Linked DNA regions of Homo sapiens: region 1 is linked to region 2. Evidence: chromatin contacts called from ENCODE Hi-C or POLR2A ChIA-PET data. All regions are on one chromosome and are shown on one strand. Each heading gives the region's core, a stretch centred on a gene start or an enhancer-like site at or near the end of the contact. The rest is flanking DNA. Distances are from core to core; before and after follow the strand shown. Region 1 has its middle 71 kb from the start of ASB7. Region 2 holds the start of GCAWKR (gastric cancer associated WDR5 and KAT2A binding lncRNA).

Region 1 (6,611 bases), core at 137-2,636, 180 kb before region 2:
AGGGCTCACTTTTCAAAGCGTGCTCATTGAAGTGGCAGGAGGCTGTGAATCACAGGGACCCCGTGCTGGGAGCACTGGGTATACGTGGAAGTCGCTTCAGGGAGAGAAGAGGAGATGGGGAGAGTTGGGATGTTTACACTATTGCCTGGGAAGTGATGGGCTCTGCTCCCGGGCTGCCTCACCCCAGCCCTGTTAATACATTGGCTGTTCAGGACCCTTTCCCCAGAGCCCCAGGCTGGGTTCTGGCACGAAGGCCCACACCCACAATGGAAAGGCTCGAGGTATTGGAAAGTAAGTCCCCCCGCCCCCACAAGACTTCCTGAGAGCTGCCAGGTGAGCATGGCAGGAGGTGACCACACTGTTTTAATATCTGGAAGTCACCAGAAAGGGGCGAGCCCTGCCGATGGTTCTGTTGTTAAAGGGGCCATTTCCAGCGCAGCTTTGGGGGCACAGGTAGAAACAAACGTTTCATGAATGAACCTCCACCCGGCGATTGCTCTTCAACGTGGAAATGGCAGCACTGCGTAGCAGGGAGGGGAACTCTGCACTGGGGGTCTACTGGGGAGAACTTAAGGAAAGCTCATTTGCATCTTGAGTTAAAGCACCCTGGGCGCTGTGCCTCTGTCTGGGAATCTCTGTGGGTGTGTGGAATTAGATGCACCTGCGTTCAAGTCCTGACTGCACACCTCTGTGCTGCGTGGTGATGGGTAAGCCACCTCACTCCCAGAGACTCAGTTCCCACACAGGGACAGTGGGTACAGGGCTCCTGTGAAGAGGACCCAGATGATGGGTGTCAACAGGCACTGGCAAATGACAGCCGGCAAGTTAAGCAAGCTGCGTCCAGCCACATCGCCCAGCCTCCTCCTTGCTGGGGTCATTTCCCCCACCCGACCTCATTGCAGAATCCATACTTTTACAGATGGAGGCAAAAAGCACTCCCTAAAATACTCATGAGTCTAATTCCTGTGACTCTAACCCAAAATACTCCTGACTTTAAACCAAGACTACCCCAGTTTTTTCCTTTTTAAGAGGAATTACCCAATAGAGCTTGGAATTTGTTTATTAGTGGTTATTTGTGCACATTTGCAAAAGGGGGAGACCAGTTGGAGACCACAGTATTTATGAAAAGAAAAAAAGCTCGTGTCCTGTTTTCATGTGTGTGTGTGTTTTAATGAGTCATTCGCTACAGCGTGATCTGCTGGGCACGGGGATTACCGAATATTCTAGAGTCTAAGGCTCTGGATTTTACCGTTATTGTAAGAGGCACCATCAGAGCAGTAACAGCTTTTCAGAAGGGAAAAATGCCACCATCTTAACATACGCGTCCATTGTAAAAGTCATCATGAATTCAGAAATGTTAAAAAGAGGGGAAATGTCAACCAGGAAATATGGTGTGTGAATGCTGACCATCCGGCAGAGGGCAGGACAGCCACAGCCTCAGTAGAGGGTGGGACACAGAGCAGGGGACAGTCTGGGGGTTGCTGTTGAGTGTGGGCTTGGAAAGGCAGCTCTGTGTGGGTGGGAGCCTCATATGCGTGAGATCGGCCCAAATGTGCCCCCTCAGAAAAGCACAGGTTGTACTTTTCATCTCCACGTCCCGCTTAAGGAACCCATTTTTGGACTTTCTGTTTTTAATTGTAGATTGATAAATTATAGTTGTATATGTTTATGGAGTACAAAGAGTTGTTTTCATCCATGAATACAATGTGAAAAAATTAAATCAAGCTAATTAACATATCACCTCAAAACTTTTCATTTTTTTGTGGTGAGAACATTTGAAGTTTACTCTTAGTGATGTTAAAATGTACTATACATTATTATTTACTATTTTATTATGATGTGCACTATATCTCCAAGGAAAATAAAATTCCTCCTCCTTTTAATTGAGGCTCTGTACCCTTTGACCATTGCCTTTCAATTTTCCCTAACCCCTGGCTCTAGTAACTGCCATTCTATCCTCTGCTCCCTTCCCTCCCTCCTTCCCCTCTCCCTTTCCCTTTTTTTTTTTTTTTTTTTTTTTTTTTTTTTTTTTTTTTTTGAGATAAGGTCTCACTCTGTCACCCAGGCTAGAGTGCAGTGGCGTGACCCTGGCTCACTGCAGTTTCGACCTTTCAGGCTCAAGCAATCCTCCCGACTCAGCCTCCGGAGTAGCTGGGCCCACAGGCCTGTGCCACCACACCTGGCTATTTTTTTTTTTATCTTTTGTTGAGATGGGGGTATCACTATGTTGCCAGGGATGGTCTCTAACTCTCCAGCGTTCCTCCCATCTCAGCCTCTCAAAGTACTGAGATTACAGGCATCAGCCACCAGGCCCAGCCATCTGCTTGTTTTCGATTCCACATGTAAGTGAGAACATGTGGTATTTGTCTTCCTGTGCCTGGCTTATTTCACTTAGCATAATGTTCTTCAATTCCATCCGTGTGGCTGCAAATGGCAGAATTTCCTTCTTTTTAAAGCTAATAGTACTCCATTGTATATATGTACCACATTTCCCTTATCCGTTCATCTGTTGATGGACGCTTAGGTTGATACTATATCTTGGCTATTGTGAATAATGCCACAGTGAACATGGGAGTGCAGATACCTCTTTCACATACTGATCTCAAATGTTTTGGCTAAATCACCAGAAGGGTGATTGCTGGATCTATGGTAGTTCTATTTTTATTTTTTTGAGGAACCTCTATAGAGTTTTCCACAATGGCTGTACTAATTTACCAACAGTGTTCAAGCGTTTCCTTTGCTTCATATATATATTTTTAATTAGGTCTTGAGGCTTACTTTTGTTTTTTCAGACTGAGATGAGGTTTTGAATCCATTTTTTGGTATGTGAAAGTTTTTTTTATATATACTTTAAGTTCTAGGGTACATGTGCACAACGTGCAGGTTTGTTACATAGGTATACATGTGCCATGTTGGTTTGCTGCACCCATTAACTTGTCATTTACATTAGGTATATCTCCTAATGCTATCCCTTCCCCCACCACAGGCCCCAGTGTGTGATGTTCCCCGCCCCATGTCCACGTGTTCTCATTGTTCAATTCCCACCTATGAGTGAGAACATGCAGTGTTTGGTTTTCTGTCCTTGTGATAGTTTGCTGAGAATGATAGTTTCCAGCTTCATCCATGTCTCTGCAAAGGATATGAACTCATCTTTTTTATGGCTGCATAGTATTCCTTGGTGTATATATGCCACATTTTCTTAAACCAGTCTATCATTAATGAACATTTGAGTTGGTTCCAAGACTTTGCTATTGTGAATAGTGCCACAATAAACATATGTGTGCATGTGTCTTTATAGTAGCATGATTTATAATCCTTTGGGTGTATACCCAGTAATGGGATCACTGGGTCAAATGGTATTTCCAGTTCTAGATCCCTGAGGAATCGCCACACTGACTTCCACAATGGTTGAACTAGTTTACAGTCCCACCAACAGTGTAAAAGTGTTCCTGTTTCTCCACATCCTCTCCAGCACCTGTTGTTTCCTGACTTTTTAATGATTGCCATTCTAACTGGTGTGAGATGGTATCTCACTGTGGTTTTGATTTGCATTTCTCTGATGGCCAGTGATGATGAGCATTTTTTCATGTGTCTGTTGGCTGCATAAATGTCTTCTTTTGAGAAGTGTCTGTTCATATCCTTTGCCCACTTTTTGATGAGGTTGTTTGTTTTTTTCTTGTAAATTTGTTTAAGTTCTTTGTAGATTCTGGATATTACCCCTTTATCAGATGGGTAGATTACAAAAATTTTCTCCCATTCTGTAGGTTGCCTGTTCACTCTGATGGTAGTTTCTTTTGCTGTGCAGAAGCTCTTTAGTTTAATTAGATCCCATTTGTCAATTTTGGCTTTTGTTGCCATTGCTTTTGGTGTTTTAGTCATGAAGTCCTTGCCCATGCCTATGTCCTGAATGCTATTGCCTAGGTTTTCTTCTAGGGTTTTTATGGTTTTAGGTCTAACATTTAAGTCTTTAATCCATCTTGAATTAATTTTTGTATAAGGTGTAAGGAAGGGGTCCAGTTTTGGCTTTCTACATATGGCTAGCCAGTTTTCCCAGCACCATTTATTAGATAGGGAATCCTTTCCCCATTTCTTGTTTTTGTCAGGTTTGTCAAAGATCAGATGATTGTAGATGTGTGGTGTTATTTCTGAGGCCTCTGTTCTGTTCCATTGGTCTATATCTCTGTTTTGGTACCAGTACCATGCTGTTTTGGTTACTGTAGCCTTGTCATATAGTTTGAAGTCAAGTAGTGTGATGCCTCGAGCTTTGTTCTTTTTGCTTAGGATTGTCTTGGCAATTTGGGCTCTTTTTTGGTTCCATATAAAGTTTAAAGTAGTTTTTTCTAACTCTGTGAAGAAAGTCATTGGTAGCTTGATGGGGATGACATTGAATCTATAAATTACCTTGGGCAGTATGGCCATTGTCACGATATTGAGTCTTCCTATCCATAAGCATAGAATGTTCTTCCATTTGTCTGTGCCCACTTTTATTTCATTGAGCAGTGGTTTGTAGTTCTCCTTGAAGAGGGCCTTCACATCCCTTGTAAGCTGGATTCCTAGGTATTTTATTCTCTTTGTAGCAATTGTGAAAGGGAGTTCACTCATGATTTGGCTCTCTGTTTGTCTGTTATTGGTGTATAGGAATACTTGTGATTTTTGTACATTGATTTTGTATCCTGAGACTTTGCTGAAGTTGCTTATCAGCTTAAGGAGATTTTAGGCTGAGATGATGGGGTTTTCTAGATATACAATCATATCATCTGCAATCAGGGACAATTTGACTTCCTCTTTTCCTAATTGAATACCCTTTATTTATTTCTCCTGCCTGATTGCCCTGGCCAGAACTGCCAATACTATGTTGAATAGGAGTGGTGAGAGAGGGCATCCTTGTCTTGTGCCGGTTTTCAAAGGGAATGCTTCCAGTTTTTGCCCATTCAGTATGATATTGGCTGTGGGTTTGTCATAAATAGCTCTTATTATTTTGAGATATGTTACATCAATATCTAGTTTATTGAGAGTTTTTAGCATGAAGGGCTGTTGACCTTTGTTGAAGGCCTTTTCTGCATCCGTTGAGATAATCGTGTGGTTTTTGTCGTTGGTTCTGTTTATGTGATGGATTACATTTATTGATTTGCGTATGTTGAACCAGCCTTGCATCCCAGGGATGAAGCTGACTTTATTGTGGTGGATAAGCTTTTTGATGTGCTGCTGGATTCAGTTTGCCAGTATTTTATTGAGGATTTTCACATCAATGTTCATCAGGGATATTGGTCTAAAATTCTCTTTTTTTGTTGTGCTCTGCCAGGCTTTGGTATCAAGATGATGTTGGCCTCATAAAATGAGTTAGGAAGGATTCTCTCTTTTTCTATTGATTGGAATAATTTCAGAAGGAATGGTACCAGCTTCTCTTTGTACTTCTGGTAGAATTCGGCTGTGAATCTGTCTGATCCTGGATTTTTTTTGGTTGGTAGGCTATTAATTATTGCCTCAATTTCAGAGCCTGTTATTGGTCTATTGAGAGATTCAACTTCTTCCTGGTTTAGTCTTGGGAGGGTGTACATGTCCAGGAATTTATCCATTTCTTCTAGATTTTCTAGTTTATTTGCGTAGAGGTGTTTATAGTATTCTCTGATGGTAATTTGTATTTCTGTGGGATCGGTGGTGATAAGCCCTTTATCATTTTTTATTGCATCTTTTTGATTCTTCTCTCTTTTCTTCTTTATTAGTCTTGCTAGCGGTCTATCAATTTTGTTGATCTTTTCAAAAAACCAGCTCCTGGATTCACTGATTTTTTGAAGGGATTTTTGTGTCTCTGTCTCCTTCAGTTCTGCTCTGATCTTAGTTATTTCTTGCCTTCTGCTAGCTTTTGAATGTGTTTGCTCTTGCTTCTCTAGTTCTTTTAATTGTGATGTTAGGGTGTCAATTTTAGATCTTTCCTGCTTTCTCTTGTGGGCATTTAGTGCTATAAATTTCCCTCTACACACTGCTTTAAATGTGTCCCAGAGATTCTGATATGTTGTGTCTTTGTTCTCATTGGTTTCAAAGAACATCTTTATTTCTGCCTTCAATTCGATATTTACCCAGTAGTCATTCAGGAGCAGGTTGTTCATTTCCCATGTATTTGTGCAGTTTTGAGTGAGTTTCTTAATCCTGAGTTCTAATTGATTGCACTGTGGTCTGAGAGACAGTTTGTTGTGATTTCTGTTCTTTTACATTTGCTGAGGAGTGTTTTACTTCCAACTATGTGGTCAATTTTGGACTAAGTATGATGTGGTACTGAGAAGAATGTATATTCTGTTGATTTGGGGTGGAGAGTTCTGTAGATGTCTATTAGGTCCGCTTGGTGCAGAGCTGAGTTCAAGTCCTGGGTATCCTTGTTAACCTCTGTCTCGTTGATCTGTCTAATACAGAGAGTGGGGTGTTAAAGTCTCCCATTATTAATGTGTGGGAGTCTAAGTCTCTTTGTAGGTCTCTAAGGACTTGCTTTATGAATCTGGGTGCTCCTATATTGGGTGCATATATACTTAGGATAGTTAGCTCTTCTTGTCGAATTGATCCCTTTACCATTATGTAATGGCCTTCTTTGTCTCTTTTGATCTTTGTTGGTTTAAAGT
Region 2 (6,428 bases), core at 1-2,500:
TGCACTCCAGCCTGGGCAACAAGAACGAAGCTCCATATCAAAAAAAAAAAAAGAAAAAAAAAAGACCTAAGGAGGGGGAAAAATGAAGGAATCTCTTCAAACTCAGCCTTTACGCAAACACATGAAAAATCACAGACTCATTTGTCTGCAGTCCCAAATCAGGTCATTAAGAAAACGTGGTGGGCCGGGCGCGGTGGCTCACGCCTGTACTCCCAGCACTTTGGGAGGCCGAGGCGGGCGGATCACGAGGTCAGGAGATCGAGACCATCCTGGCTAACACGGTGAAACCCCGTCTCCACTAAAAATACAAAAAATTAGCCGGGCGTGGCGGCGGGCGCCTGTAGTCCCAGCTGCTCGGGAGGCTGAGGCAGGAGAAGGGCGTGAACCCGGGAGGCGGAGCTTGCAGTGAGCCGAGATCGCACCACTGCGCTCCAGCCTGGGGGACAGAGCGAGACTCGGTCTCAAGAAAAAAAGAAAAAGAAAAAAAGAAAACGGGGTGGACAAATCGATGGGGAGGCGGCTCAACCTTTTTCCTTCTCAGGCAGAAGCCCCTGAGTAAGGCCGCCGCTGCCACCCACTGCCCCTGAAAGGACATCTGAGCACAGTGATTCCGGTGGTGCCAGGACTCCAACCAGCAAGGAGCGTTTCGCACAGAGCTGCAGAGAGTCTGTGCCTTCCAACGAGAGCCGTGTCCCGAACGCCATCCACTTAGCTCTCACTCTCCTCCTTCCTCCTTTCCCTGCCGCTTTCTGTTTTTCATCAGGGCCTTGGAACTCGCTAGTACAGACCGACTTTCAAGTTAAGTCTTTCAAGGAAAATGACTCTTGGTTTCCAGCCTGGATGTGTCATTACACCCTCATGCGTCTCAGGGAAATTAGCAACCTGATTCTTGCCCTGACTGTCATTTAAAATAAAAAGCTTTCTTATTTGCCATCTAAGACAAACTCTAGTAAACCCACAGCGGACGGGTAGGAGGAATGAAACACAGTTACTCGTATTCAGCAAGTTCCTGGGGTCATATTTACCCGCATGTGTCTCCGGGTAACTGGGGGGTGGCGCGTGTTTGCCGTTGTGATGCGGGCGTGTGTGTGTGGAGTCTGTGTGCGCTGGAGAGAGCAGTGTGTCCCCCCGAGGACCTCGGGGTCCCAGAGCTGTGCACACGCTGCCCCCCTGGACGTACAGAACCAGCAGGTGGCATCGCTCCACACAGGCCACCGAACGGCCCTGCCCCGCCCCCTGCCACGCCCTGTGCGTGCATCCGGGTCCCCGCGCAGTGGCTGCACGCAGCCCACCTCTCCCGACGATCCGGGTCCTCCCGCCCTTCGCGGTGATTCTGTCGCGAACCCTCTCACGGCAGCTATGAGACTGCTGCGCTCCCCAGACGAGGAAACCTGGTCTCCCGGAGCCAGGTAACCCACCCGCAGCCTGCGGGAGAGCCGAGGTCTGCAGCCGGGCCGTCGGGCTGCCTCTTCCCGGGGACCCGGGAGCGGGGGGCGGGGGGCATGGTGGCCTCTCGGGCTGCTCCGAACGTCCCCTCCAAACAGCGAGGGGACGCACAGCCCCACTCAGGAGGGAGCCAATGACATTGAACCTGAACCCAAGCCAGCCTTAGACTGAACTTTCAAAGTACCATTAAGCAACGCCGTGAGGAAATGGAACATTCGACAAGGTATTATGTCGCATCTCTCTCTCTTTTTTTTTTTTTTTAGGTGGAGTCTCGCTCTGTCGCCCAGGCTGGAGTGCGGTGGCGCGATCTCGGCTCACTGCAAGCTCCGCCTCCCGGGTTCACGCCATTCTCCTGCCTCAGCCTCCCGAGTAGCTGGGACTACAGGTGCCCGCCACCGCGCCCGGCTAATTTTTTGTATTTTTAGTAGAGACGGGGTTTCACCAAGTTAGCCAGGATGGTGTCGATCTCCTGACCTCGTGATCCGCCCGCCTCGGCCTCCTACAGTGCTGGGATTACAAGCGTGAGCCACTGCGCCTGGTCGCACCTCTTTTCAAAAGCCAGTGTTATCTGGGAAAGTGCAAGGGGTGGGGAGTGGGAGGTGCTGTTTTCAATGAAAAGAAATGAAAGAGACATTGTGCGTCTTCTTAGGTGATATTACAGTACCACAGACACTACAGTTAGGTGACTGAGTCCAGTATTGTCTGTTTTCTCAGGTGTGATGACTGTGTCGTGTCATGCAGAAAAATGTCCTTATTTCTAGGAATCGCATGCTGAGATCTCGGGGAGTAAAGGGCCAGGATGTCTGGAACTTAATTTAAAATGATTTGACAAGGACAGGCATACACATAGGGACAAAGCAAATATGGTAGATGTTATCAATTGCTGAATCTATGTGCTGAGTACACACGTATTTGTTGTATTGTCTTTTCACCTTTCCTATATGTTTAAAATCTTTCATAATGTCATTCGGGGGGAAAAAAAGCTGATCTGGCTATACTTATTTGGGAATGTGCCGGCTAAAAGGGAACTAACAAATAAAAACTTAACTTAGAACATAAAATTTTAGAGACTGAAGGAACCGGAGACCTTCTAGAGCTCAACTCTCATTTTAAAGATGAGGAAAGTGGGCATATTGATTTTATCTTATTTTCTTTTTCTCTTTACTTTTTAAATGTTTTTGGTTTAACTTTAAGTTCAGCGGTCCATGTGCAGGTTTGTTACACAGGTAAACTTGTGTCATGGGAGTTTGTTATACACATTAGTTCGTCACCCAGATATTAAGCCTAGTACCCAATAGTTGTTTTTCCTGATCCTCTCCCTCATCCCACCTTCACCCTCCAATAGACCCCAGTGTGTATTGTTCCCTTTTGTGCCCGTAAGTTCTCATCGGTCAGCTCCCACTTATAAGTGAGAACATGTGGTATTTGGTTTTCTGTTCCTGTGTTAGTTTGCTGAGGACAATGGCCTCCAGCTCTATATTGAATAGTTAAAAACTATTTAGGCCGGGTGCAGTGGCTCACACCTGTAATCCCAGCACTTTGGAAGGCCGAGGCAGGTGGATCACTGAGGTCAGGAGTTTGAGACCAGCCTGGCCAACATGGCGAAACCCCATCTCTAATAAAAATACGAAACAATTAGCCGGGCATGGTGGCAGATACCTGTAATCCCAGCTACTCCGGAGGCTGAGGCAGGAGAATCACTTGAACCCGGAAGACGGAGGTTGCAGTGAGCTGAGATCACACCACTGCATTCCAGCCTGGTGACCGAGCGAGACTCCGTCGCAAAAAAACAAAACAAAACAAACAAAAAAAAAACTCTTTAAAATAAGTGTTATAAACTAACAGTTTATTTATCCCAGGCACAGAAAGACAAATACTGCATGATCTCACCCACAGGTGGAATCTTAAAACATTGAACTCACAGAAACAGAGTAGAATGGAGGTTACCAGGGGCTAGAGTGTGGGGGGTTGGGGTGATGTTGGTCAGAGGGTACAAAAGTTCAGTTAGACAGGAGAAAGTTTATCTTTTAGTGATTTTCATGATTTTGACAAAGTTGAAACAACTGAAACAAAGTATCTAAATATTTTAATACTTGTAATTATTTTTTAATTGTTGAGTGATTTTAATGAGTCAAAAATATAAAACAATCATGCATAATACATATAAATAATTTGAGTGTCCAACCCATATTACAGATGAAAGTAAAGAACAGGCAGATTCTGAGACTTGGGACAGGCAGCATTTGGCACCTGCGGAGGCCCGGTTCTACACGTCTGTAGTGGCAGAAAGGCAATATATATTAAAACCTAGGAAAACAGTCAGGGCACGGTGGCTCACACCTGTAATCCCAGCACTTTGGGAGGCCAAGGCGGGCAGATCACCAAAGGTCAGAAGTTCCAGACCAGCCTGGCCAACATGGCGAAACCCTGCCTCTACTAAAAGTACAAAAATTAGCCAGGTGTGGTGGCTGTAATCCCAGCTACTCGGTAGGCTAAGACAGGAGAATCGCTTGAACCCGGCAGGCAGAAGTTGCAGTGAGCCGAGATCACGCCATTGCACTTCAGCCTGGGTGACAGAGGGGGACTCCACCAAAAAAAAACCAAAAAACAAAAACAAACAAACCTTGGAAAATGGGTGAGAGAGGATGGTATGTGATGGTTTTATCAAGTACTTCTACTCTATTTATATCAACTACTCCAAGCTGTGGTAAACACCTCTGGGAAGCCAGGTCCAGTGCAAGTGGGCCAAAGCCCGTATTGACAGTTATAAACCAGGCATCTCCAGATGACAGCTTTATGACCCAAGCAGTGTGCTCCTCACTAGACTAGTGCAGTACGTATCAGAGTCCAGCAGGGAGTGTGCCCACCTGGAGGACCAGGGTAAAGGTGGGAGGCCAGGAGCAGGGATCTGGGAGCTAACAATAACTCAAAGTACCCACGTTCATGGTTTCCACCCTCCCCCTGAGCCCCCACGTATGCCATCCCCAACCCTCTCCCCCATCTTTCAAGTCCATGACTGCCAGTCACCAATTAGACCCATCACTCAACAGCCCTGGTTCCCCAACAGATGGACTCACAAGAACAAGAAACAATGACTCGGTCATTAGAACTCTTAGTTTCCCACAATTCCTGTCATTGGGATTAAAGTTCTCCGATGTTGTCCCCATCATGTGTCTGAGAAACTGGCCATGGGCACCTCCTGAAAGGGGAAGCAAGAGTGACTCTGGGGGCTTGTTGTGCTCCTCGGAAGAGGTTCTCACTCCTTTAGCATGTCGCTGCCTGGCCCTGGACAGCAAAAACCAACCCTTTGAGAGGACTTAAGTAAATACATCATCAGATCTGGGAGCTGATCAAAACCTTATTTCGTTGCACTCACATGTATGTGTTTCTTAATGTACTTGATCTTGGATAAAATATATCCTAGTGCATTAGATTTTAAGCCATGGATACACATCCTAAGTTGAATATCCAGTTATATTAATTTCATTCATGTTAATTGATATAAATATTAATTTATGGTGAATTATAGATTTATTTAACTGATGTAGTAGTGATATATACATAAGAATTCCTGGAAGGAGATGAATTCATATAAGCTGTGTAGAGAAACCTATATTCTTTCAAGTCATCACAGATACTTTATAAAAGTAGGTACTTCGGGTACCAAATACTGTAGTGTCCCCAGCAAATCTGCAGCAATTGGCTTTTGACACTGAAATGTTGGATTCCGCCCTGTTGGGTAGTGTTGCTTGTTCGGGCTTTAGAGTTAAGATTAAATCGGGTGGACTATGTGGATCCTGGAAACTGTGTGGGGTGTTAGACTTAGAGGAACGCACAGAGCTTCCATGGCTGACCTTGACCTCGGGAGGTGGCCAGGGACCTGGCAGTCTCTCATGCAAGGCTCTGCTCAGAGAGCTGAACACTGACCCCACTGAACGCTGTGTTAAGGAGCTAGGGTCCCCCCCTCCCTGCCCCCAGCTCCCTGCTATGAGCTTTCCCAGTTACTACATGAATCCAATTACAGGCACCCCTGTTGGGTTTCCTGTGAAATAACAGATCTTACTGTAACCAAATATTACCATCTCGGAAAAACCTTATGCAACTAGCGAGGACTCTTCATTCTCAGGCAGCAGAGAAAAGCCTCTTTGTTTTGGGGCTGAACACCTGGAACATGTTATCCGGGGCGGCCTCCCCGGGCCCACAGTGGAGAGGGGGCTTCTAGGACCCAATCACACCCCTGTCTGTGGAGGACTGGCTAGCCCAAAGCTGCCTCTCGCTGGCTCTGTTTAGCCTGGTTTCAGCAGACCCTGGCTCTTGCAGTCAGCCATAGGCAAATGGCAGAGGGCGCCCCGCATCGATACAGAAGGACTACATTGGCAAGGACCACAGAACTCCCAGGCAACCTTTGATAAGATGAGAAGAGGAAGGGCTAAGGATGCAGAGAGATGGGAGGCCTAAAATCTACCCTCCCTGCCCCCAGACACTGGTGCCCTCCTGAAGCCATCACAGATAAGAATGCTGGCTGTGTGTGCAGGAGAGCAGGTGTTGTGGCATGGGCTCAATCAGGGGACATGTCTGTGGATGACTGCCCTTGGAAACCAGTGAAACCCTGTGATCCCACCTTTCCTTCAGATCACTGACTTTCCAGAAGAAAACTTAATGCTGCTCTTTCATCCTTACGCCATGGCTAATACAGCAGTCACAGAAAGGGATGGCTGTAAGAACCCAACGCAGGCCAGGCTAGAGGCAGGAGTCAAGGCCGGCTGCCGTAGGGCTCAGGATGTCCATCCGACCGTGACCTCAGCACTCATTGATAAAAGGAGAGTAGGACCATTCCCAGGTGTGGAGAACCAGGGGGCATCTATGACAAATGCAGACCCAAACACCGGTGTAACTTTTTGAAGATAACTCCCATTTTTACTCACGTCTCTTAGTCTTAATGAAATACAAAGTCCTTGCTGGAAGGGAACAGCTGTCACTCA

What was found. Hi-C counts contacts between places; a loop is a spot of excess contacts on that map. ChIA-PET counts read pairs that join two places held with the same protein, here RNA polymerase II (POLR2A). Pooled maps may share reads with other maps.
Region 1: a map of PC-9 shows a loop between it and region 2 (12-fold over the local background). The contact joins the enhancer-like site here to the promoter of GCAWKR in region 2. A Hi-C loop is called at or near these places in 3 of 168 maps with a recorded cell type or tissue (Calu3, PC-9 and posterior vena cava) and 2 of 50 pooled maps. POLR2A ChIA-PET finds 5 or more read pairs at or near these places in 3 of 52 experiments (PC-3, Panc1 and activated CD4-positive, alpha-beta T cell).

Annotation. Positions count from the first base shown.
Region 1 is chr15:100,670,750-100,677,360 of GRCh38, forward strand. No RefSeq gene overlaps it. Among named protein-coding and RNA genes, the nearest start is that of ASB7, 71 kb to the left of the region's middle. Within about 2 kb of position 1,387, at least 2 of the 41 ENCODE cell types and tissues checked have a DNase peak (open chromatin) inside an H3K27ac peak, as active enhancers do; they include Panc1, where a contact is called at or near this core.
Region 2 is chr15:100,848,502-100,854,929 of GRCh38, forward strand. It overlaps GCAWKR (gastric cancer associated WDR5 and KAT2A binding lncRNA), which reads left to right and starts at 1,251. Exons shown (of 4, transcript NR_160703.1): 1 at 1,251-1,409. RefSeq lists an enhancer at 1,083-1,377.